Linked DNA regions of Homo sapiens: all the other regions are linked to region 1. Evidence: chromatin contacts called from ENCODE Hi-C or POLR2A ChIA-PET data. All regions are on one chromosome and are shown on one strand. The core of a region is the stretch at or near the end of the contact, and the rest is flanking DNA. Distances in the headings are between cores, read along the strand shown. Region 1 holds the start of MAP4K2 (mitogen-activated protein kinase kinase kinase kinase 2). Region 2 holds the start of CCDC88B (coiled-coil domain containing 88B). Region 3 holds the start of LINC02724 (long intergenic non-protein coding RNA 2724).

The links. A loop is a pair of places that touch in the nucleus more often than their neighbours do. ChIA-PET counts read pairs that join two places held with the same protein, here RNA polymerase II (POLR2A). Pooled maps may share reads with other maps.
Region 2: a pooled map shows a loop between it and region 1 (3-fold over the local background). The contact joins the promoter of CCDC88B here to the promoter of MAP4K2 in region 1. A Hi-C loop is called at or near these places in 4 of 50 pooled maps. POLR2A ChIA-PET finds 5 or more read pairs at or near these places in 2 of 52 experiments (activated T-cell and naive thymus-derived CD4-positive, alpha-beta T cell).
Region 3: a loop to region 1 is called in a pooled map, with 3 times the contacts of the local background. The contact joins the promoter of LINC02724 here to the promoter of MAP4K2 in region 1. A Hi-C loop is called at or near these places in 1 of 37 single-sample maps with no recorded cell type and 4 of 50 pooled maps.

Annotation. Positions count from the first base shown.
Region 1 is chr11:64,801,964-64,804,463 of GRCh38, forward strand. MAP4K2 (mitogen-activated protein kinase kinase kinase kinase 2) reads right to left here and starts at 1,251. Exons shown (of 32, transcript NM_004579.5): 1 at 1,091-1,251; 2 at 922-979; 3 at 600-690; 4 at 456-520; 5 at 103-158. The coding sequence starts at 1,186. MEN1 (menin 1) reads right to left here. Exons shown (of 10, transcript NM_001370259.2): 10 at 1,553-2,500. The coding sequence ends at 2,371. RefSeq lists silencers at 881-1,060, 1,211-1,390.
Region 2 is chr11:64,338,790-64,341,819 of GRCh38, forward strand. CCDC88B (coiled-coil domain containing 88B) reads left to right here and starts at 1,415. Exons shown (of 27, transcript NM_032251.6): 1 at 1,415-1,537; 2 at 1,818-1,963; 3 at 2,118-2,229; 4 at 2,320-2,389; 5 at 2,481-2,539; 6 at 2,632-2,715; 7 at 2,810-2,953. The coding sequence starts at 1,478. It overlaps LOC102723878 (a long non-coding RNA gene), which reads right to left and starts at 2,003. Exons shown (of 4, transcript NR_188518.1): 1 at 1,752-2,003; 2 at 1,111-1,289. RefSeq lists silencers at 1,954-2,033, 2,054-2,103.
Region 3 is chr11:64,447,528-64,450,557 of GRCh38, forward strand. It overlaps LINC02724 (long intergenic non-protein coding RNA 2724), which reads left to right and starts at 1,530. Exons shown (of 2, transcript NR_073177.1): 1 at 1,530-2,125; 2 at 2,370-3,030. RefSeq lists an enhancer at 1,869-2,118, a cis regulatory region at 2,008-2,277 and a silencer at 2,055-2,250.

The DNA.
Region 1 (2,500 bases), core at 1-2,500:
GCCCCACCCGAGGCACTCCACCCGCCTCCCTGCTGGTCATCTGGGCTCCTGGCCCACAGCTTCTGGAGACCAGAGGTGTGGGCACCTCACAGGCCCAGCTACCTTCAGTGCCTCTCGGCAGACGTAGGCAATCTGCCGCTCCTCCAGGGGCCCAGTGGCTGAAAGGAAAAGGGAGAGGCTGGCTTGGGGGCCCGGGGGTCATGCCCACCCTCCCAGGCTACCGTGTGTGGGAAAAGCAGCAGGCACTGTTAAATGAAAGCGGTGTTGGCCACGTCCCCTCCCAGTTTAGTCTAGGATACTGAACCCAGAGATGGACAGTATTTCTCTCAAGGTCACACAGCCAGGCAGGAGTGGAGAGGAGCCCAAGTCCAGGGCCCAGAGTCCCCTCTGGTACCCCAGTGGGGTAGGGGTGGGGGAAGGCTGGGGCCTGCTGGGGCCTGGAGCCCTGGCCTCACCATGGTAAATCTCCTGCAGGGAGCCCCCTCCGCAGAACTCCATGCAGATCCACAAGCGGTCATTCCTAGGGACAAAGAGCTGGGGTGGGCACAAAGCAGGTCACATGGGGGCTGCCTGGGGCCAGGAGGATAAGGCAGCCTCACCTGAGGTAGCTGCCAATGTAGGCCACCACATTGGGGTGGCGGCACTCACGCAGGATGGTGATTTCCTGCTGGAGGGAGCTGATGTCGTCCCCTGGGAAGCACAAAGCATCATGGGGAAGGCGCGCTGGGGTTGCCCTGACTCAGTGCCCCCATCTGCAAAATGGGCACAGAGTGCCTCCCTCCGGGCCAGGCAGGTGCAGGTGACAGCACCTCCCGGGGCACGCCTCTCAGGGGTCTCGGAAACGTCAACCCTCCGCCCGCACCCCGCGCCCGCGGGCGCTCTGCCCTTCCTCTGGCGCAGAGGCCCGACCCGGGCCCTCACCTGGGTCTAGCTTGACTATCTTCACGGCGGCCAGTTCGGACGTGACCGTGTCGCGGGCCTGCAGGGGCGGAGGGTGAAGCGGGATGGGGGGCGGGGCCGGGGGCTAGATCCTGCCGCGGGGTGCGGGGCTGGCACCCTCCTCCCGGCTCTCCCGCCCGTCCCGTCGCACCTTGTAGACGTCGCCATAGGTCCCGGCCCCCACGCGCTGCAGCAGCTCGAAGCGGTCCCGCGGGTCCTGCAGCGACACATCCCGCAGCAGCGCCATGGCCCGGCGCCGGGCGGGCCGGCAGGCGGGCGGGCGCGAGCTGCGGAGCCGGCGCGGGGCGGCGCGGGGCGGGGCGGGCGCCCGTGGCTCTGAGGCCGCGGGGGCGGGGCTGAGGCCCGGGGGCGGGGCCGCGCCGGGGATGCCCCACCGCCAGTCCGGGAGGAGGCGCCCGCGGGACGGGCCCTCGGCGGCGCGGGGAAGCCCCAAGGCCGGGGCGGAGCCTACGTCCTTCCGCCGCCACTGTCGCTCGCGCTCCACAGGTAGGGAGCGCAAAGTCCCGGGAGCCAGAAGACAGAGGGAAGAGGGGGCGCTCCACTCCCCGCCCCATCCCCAATTTCCCAGATAAACATGGACTTGCGCTTTATATTTTTTTTAACAAAATGTATTCATCTTTCTTGGAACTGAAAAATAAATCTATGTACAAAACAGGAAGAGATCAGGCTCTTGTCACCCACTCCTAACCCTCTGCAGATTTCCTCCGGGATGCTCCGAGATGGGCTGGACCTCTGGGAGGTTCCCAGAGGGTCGGAAGGGAGGTCCTGCTCTGATCCGGGGCCAGTTTCGTCAGGAAGAGGGCGGGGCTCAGGATGCTCATAGGCTGGGGGCGGAGTTTTGTGTCCCAGACTCGGGATACGAAGGAGAGGAAACTAGGATTTCCAAATTCTGGAGCAGGACTGAAGTTATTTGGGGCAGGGAGCTTGGATTCGCAAGATATGGAATTCTGAAGTGCGGAAATATACTCCTAGGGGCTGAGTGGTCCTAGGCTCCCGGGCTGGAGGTGGGACCTGTGCTCCTTGGGTTAAGGGTGAAACCTCAGCTCCTACAAGCTGGGAGGAGCCCTGAGTAACGTTGGTCTGGCTCTAGGTGAGCGGTTCCGAGGAGGAGCTTGGGTTTCTAGGGGCTGGGCCTTTAAAGACTGGTAATTAGGACCCAGCGTGAGGTTTCCATTGGCCGGCTGGGATTCTGGGAGAAGAGACCTATATTCTAACGACTGGGGCAGAGCCCTGGGTTCTGAGCTGGAGAAAATCGTGGGTTTGATACAGACTGTACTCGGGACCGGGAACCTAGGGTTTGGGTAGAGGTGAGGCCTGTCCCCTTTGGGCTGGGGGCAGAACATGGGCTCAGAGTTGGGGGACTAAGGGCGGAGCCTGGGTCCCCACAAGCGGTCCGAAGTCCCCAGTAGTTCAGAGGCCTTTGCGCTGCCGCTTGAGGAAAGACAGAGTGTAGTCACTAGGGGTGGACACTTTCTGCTTCTTCATCTGCACTTGCGACTGTGCCGTGAGTTGCAGCTTGATGGCGCTCGAGTTGATCTTG
Region 2 (3,030 bases), core at 165-2,664, 460 kb before region 1:
GGAGGTTGCAGTGACCCGAAATTGCACCATTACACTCCAGCCTAGGCGACAGACACAGCGAGACTCCGTCTCACCAAAAAAAAAAAAAAAAAAAAAAAGGGAGTGTCACTGACAAGCCTGGTTCCCTTCCCCTGGGGTTTCCCACCATTTGAGTCCCAGGGCTAAAAAGGGTTCTGCTTGCCTCTAGGATTTCTTCCAAGCTGCTGACACTCTTCTGAAGGATTTGATGCTGGTGCTTTTCAGGTGTGGGTCCTGACAGTGATGTTGGGACGGCAGCTAGCCAGACAGCAACTGTACCATGTAAACTCACTTCAGAGGTGTAGAATGGGGGCTGCGTGAGGCAGCTCATGCCGTCATCTCAGCCCTTCAGGAGGCCAAGGCGGGAGGATCACTTGAGCCCAGGAGTTCGAGACCAGCCCGGGCAACACAGCAAGACTCTGTCTGTACAAAAAACAAGCAAAATAATTAGCCAGGTGTGGTGGCACACACCCGTAGTCCCAGTTACTCAGAAGGCTGAAGTAGGAGAATTGCTTAAGCCCAGGAGGTTGAAGTTGCAGCGAGTTGTGATCTTGCAACTGCACTCCAGACTAGGTCACAGATTCAGACTCTGTCTCTTAAAAACAAAACAAAACAAAAAGTGAAACGTGAACATTAAGCATCTTGGAATAGATAAAACATGCATAATTTCCAATCTTTTTGCTGACCATGCTTCCAGCTGCCTCAGAGCAGTTGCACATTCTGTTCCTGCTGCCTGGAATACCCTCCCTTCCTTTCCACTTTGCCCTGTTAACCCAGCCATCCCTGATCTCATGCGTACTCCAGGATGCCTTCCCTGATCATCCTGCCGAGGTCAAATCCCCTCCCCTTCATAGCACCTAGTATGGCTACAACAGTCTCGAGTGTATAGAGGATGGGGTGGGGTGAGGTCACAGGAATGATGCTCCCTTCTATCTGGGGTTCAAGGGAGGCTTCTTGGAGGAGCATCTGAACCAGGCTTCCCAGGGGATGTGGTTTGGGTAACTTTGAGAAATACTGAAGGGAAAAGAAAGAACGCTGTAGTGAGTGAAGCCTGGCATTTGGGAAGATGGGTGTGTGGGTGACCAAACTCACCACGCAAGGCCCAGAGCCCTTTTGAGGCCCTCGAAGGTCCCAGGCTGGGGTCATCCTCTCCAGTTTCAGTTTGAGAAAACAAGGCCCAGAGAGGTGAAGGGCTGTTCGGTCATTGCCCATGGAGCCAGGGGAGCTGTGGGCCTTCCGCCGCCAACCTCTGGGCTAGCCCTGCAGAGATGCTAGGAGGATGCAGGGAGGTGAGGTGGGGGCTGAGGTAGGACTCAGACTGCCCAGGCCCGCCTGCACCCGGAAGGAGGAAGCTGCACAGGGTGTCTGTGGCTGGCCCCGGGATCCCCCACTCGGGGACTTCCTCTTCCTCTCAGGGCAGGTGCAGCTGCCACAGTGAGACGGGCACCCCGACCCGGGCATGGAGGGGGGCAAGGGGCCCAGGCTCAGAGACTTCCTGAGTGGGAGTCTGGCTACCTGGGTGAGGGGGCAGGTGGCAGCGGGTTGGGGAGGGGAAGTGAGCCCCAGCCAGGGGCTGGTGTTGGCGCTGGCCGGGGGAGGGTGAGGCAGAACCAGGCCGGAGGGGAGGGCTGGGTTCAAATGTGGGGGATGGAGATATGGTGTGGGGGGCTGTGGTGAGGGAAGAGGGGACAGAGGCACTCAGAGGACGGGTGAGAAGGGGTGCTTGGGCTCACTGGGGCAGGTCGGAGGGGCTCAGGGTTCACTCTGCTGGTCGGCTGACCCCTCTGGGCTCCTCACAGGCGCTGGGACTGGCCGGGCTGGTCGGGGAGGCGGAGGACTCGGAGGGGGAAGAAGAGGAAGAGGAGGAAGAGCCGCCCCTTTGGTTGGAGAAGAGATTCCTGCGCCTCAGCGATGGGGCCCTGCTCCTCCGGGTGCTGGGCATCATGTAAGGGGCATCGGGCCGGGGCGGTGGCGGGGAAGGATCTGAGAGGAGGGGAAGCGGGTGGGCGGAGCCTGATGCTCAGTGGGCGGGGCCTGAGGGACGGTGGGCGAGGCCTGTTGACGGGAGGCGGGTCCTCGAGCCCACCTCCGGCTCATAGTGCCCCCAGCTCCCGAGGGGGACCTCGGATGCTCAGAGGCCTTGACGGACCTGCTGCCTGGCGAGTGTGGAACCTGAACCACCTGTGGGGCCGACTGAGGGACTTCTACCAGGTAAGGGGTCTCGAGGGAAAGGCGGAGACAGGAGGGGAAGAGGAGCCCCTTCGGGAAGGCGCCTCATATAGTCTGCCTCTCTGCCTCCAGGAGGAGCTGCAGCTGCTGATCCTGTCGCCACCCCCAGACCTCCAGACATTGGGATTTGACCCTCTCTCAGGTGCTCTCCCCACCCACACCCTCCTGCCTCTGCCCCCGCACTACTCTACCTTCCCCGCCCCAGTTAACCCCTTGTGGCATGTGCCTTGCAGAAGAAGCGGTGGAGCAGCTGGAAGGCGTTCTTCGGCTACTGTTGGGAGCGTCAGTACAGGTGAGCCGGCGGTGGGAAGGAAAGGTTAGGGTCGAGCTTTGGCGGTAGAGGAGGGAGATCCTGCACCAGCTCCCCTTCCTGTCTCCCCTCAGTGTGAGCACCGGGAACTCTTCATCCGCCACATCCAGGGCCTCAGTCTCGAGGTCCAGAGCGAGCTGGCCGCTGCCATCCAGGAGGTACTGAGACGGTTCGGCAGCCCAGACTGGTATGGCACCTGGGACGCCCTTGCCACACCGCGGCTTCCACTGAACTGCTCTTCCTGCGCCCCAGGTGACCCAGCCGGGGGCCGGCGTGGTGCTGGCACTGTCTGGGCCAGATCCTGGGGAGCTGGCACCTGCCGAGCTGGAGATGCTGTCCCGGAGCCTGATGGGGACACTGTCGAAGCTGGCACGGGAGCGTGACCTGGGGGCCCAGGTAGGGGCAGCAGGGGCATCGTGGACTCAGGTTGGGGAACTGGAGGACCATCAGGGAGCCGGTTGTGCAAGGGAGAT
Region 3 (3,030 bases), core at 280-2,779, 350 kb before region 1:
TTTTCTTTATAAAAGTTGAAATACACTAGCTGTATCTAGTTTCGGGATGTGCATGATAATTGGATACATTCCTATAATCAAATCAGGGTAATTGGGATGTCCATCATCTTAAATATTTATCTTTTCCTTGTGCCAGGAACATTAGGATTATTCTTTTCTAGCAATTTTGAAGTGTACAATCGATTAATGTCACCCTACTGATCTATTGAACACCAGATGTTATTTCGTCTATGTAAGTGTGTATTTGTACCCACTCATCAACCTTTCTTCATCCCCTCCTTTCCCCCTCCCCTTCCTGGCCTCTAGTAAGCAGGTTGCTGTTGCAAATTACGTATTGAAGAAACTGGCGCTTTGTCCTATGGTTGCCTGCAGTCTGGATTTTGCTGGTCACGTCCCCTTAGCTTTGTTGAGCAGGCTCCCCAGTCCCTGTATTTCTTGTAATTTGATAGTTGGCAAACTTTTTCCATAAAGAGCCAGCGAGTAAATATTTTGGGCTTTGTGGGCTATAACAGTCTCTGTGGCAATTCCTCAACTCTGCTGTCACAGCGAGGCCGCAGCCAGAGACAACATGTAAACAGCGGAGCAGGGCTCCGTTCCCACAGCGCGGGATCTGGGTCCCAGTTTGCACAGCCCTGAGTCGAGGGTGGATCCAATCCAGGTCTGATACAGCATTTCAATGGTGATGCCGCAGCCTTCCACACTGAGGCACTTAACACCCCATTGTTCCCAATTGCATTTTAACTGAAAAAATACAAAAAGAGATCAAAACTGAAAGTGCAGTTTCCTCATGGTCCCACCACATTTTGGAGAAGTGTATAAATGGAGAAGTGAAAGCTCCATCTTCTGCCCCTTCCCCATGAGAGAGCCTCTATTCACAGCCAGGTCAGTTTCTTCCAGACTGTTAACATCCGTGTGAGTGCACATGTCTACACTGCGTGGAGCCTGCCTGCTTCCTGCCCCGCAGGCGTGTCTGCTGTGGGAAGGCTGGAGTTCTGACCTTCCCCCTCCCCCTCTGGGTGACAGGTGGCTCAGTTCTCTTCCCTGCCACGTTCAAGACCAGGTTGGGGGAGGGGGTGAATGTCACTATTCCCCTGACTGCCACTGTGGAGAGGGGAGACCCTCGCCCCTTTTCTGAATTTTTCCTTACCCCTTTCCTTGGAATAAAGCAAACACCAGACCCAAATGGATTTTAAGTGACACTTTCCCAAGAGTCTGGAGAGGGGACAGAGACTGGACGTGGTGTGTCCTGCCTGAGCCGAGTCATCTGGTTACGAGGGCAGGGGCAGGCTGGGGTGGGGCTCATGCGCCCCGGAAGCACCCTGGCTCCTCGCTCTCCCATGCCTCTCCCTTTATGTCCTCTGCTGTCCAGCGCCTGGGCCCCGGCCCTCCCTGGGACACCATCCTGCCCTGCCCGAGTCGTGGCTCTCCAGTCTCTTTCGGGGACTCGCCCCTGGCACCCACTAGATGGCGCTCCCGGCCACTCAGCTCCCCCTGCCTCGCTTGGGGTGGTGCTGGACGTCGGGAGCGCTGGCCTCTGCTCTGCTGATTTGCAGGTGGGAGTGCAGGGTGAGCCCGGCGCAGGGGATAGGAGGTGGGGGAGTCGAGAGCTGGAGTCAGGCGCCGCTCACGCTGGGATGACGGAGTGTTAACCTCAGACTCTGGGTCCCTTTGGGCCGAAGCTTTAAGAAAACAGGGGCAGCGAGCCCGGCGTCCCAAGGAGCCTTGCCAAACTGGGCATGGAGAACGGGCCTCCTGGATGGCCACCCGCCCAGCTGCCAAAGAGGCCGGAGAGCTGGAGCCGGGACTTGGAGGATCTTCTTCAGAGAGGCAGGAGGGCGGTCCGAACGTGCCCCCACCCCTGACCTCAAGCCCATGTGGAGAGGGCCAACAGAGCCTCTTGGAGAGCTGGATTTGCGTCCTCTGCAGCTTGGGGGACACGTCGTTGATGGTGACTGACACGCCCCAGAGATAGTGACATGATGATTAAGAGTGACAGCCTGAGGGAGCTGAGCGCAGCATGGCTGGTCTGGCAGCTGCTGTCGGTGTCGCGACCCCACCCCACTTCCCCGGCTCCCTGCCTCCTTCGCTGGAGAAGCATCCTCAGCCAATGGAGCCACAATACCTGGTACGTTCAGGCGACGCCCACAGCCCACGGCTAACTGTACAAAAGACTGTTCCCTCGCCTGCCTCTAGATGGCGATACCTCTGCCCCAGGGCCCCCTGCATATCTGCCAGAGCTGTATTTACCCTGGGACCACGCCTTTACCGAGTCCTTTCTCCTTCCCCGCCCCTCTGCCCTCACATCCTGGGCGGCTTGTCCCAGGATGAGCCCTCCCCTAGTAAATCCCTGTCTTGGGCTCTGTTTTCAGACAGCTGAAGGCAGGGAACAGCAGGAGGGGCCCCAGGAAGCTGGCCCCAAGGACGGGATGCTGCAGGAGGATGCCCCGCTGGCCCCTGGTGACTGGAGCCCGTTGCGGAGGCCCCTGGCACGAGGTGGCAGAGCAGCTGCTCAGGCCTCCGCCTGTGGTCACCTGGGACAGGACTCAGGTGGACGGGGATGCCCGGCTCGTTTAATATCACTGATGTTGAGAGACAGATGGGAAAATAGCCGTGAGAAGGACGTGGAGTGGGGAGGCTGTCACTGAATACTACTGACACTTAGAAGAGGGAAAATGACAAGTTCAGGGCCACGCATCACCAATTTAAAGCAAAGTCAGGATTCCTTGGCAGAATTTAACGAAATGCTTCTCTTCTATAGCCAGGGGTCAGAGGGCAGAAGACAAGGTGCAGGACTCCAGAGAAGGCCAAATTTCCAGCCCAGGGAAGTCCCTTCTCCAAAGTCAGGGCCCCAAAGGGAAGGGTGGGGTCCCTGATATCTGAGATGGACTATCTGAGGAGACACTCTTGAGACATTGAACCCCCAGATTCTCCTGTACCTCCTGGCCTGCAGAAGTGACCCATTGCCTCTGTTGGAAGACAGAGGTCCTCTTTTGCTTAAAGACCATGCAGAAACTAAGGGAAGGGACCTTA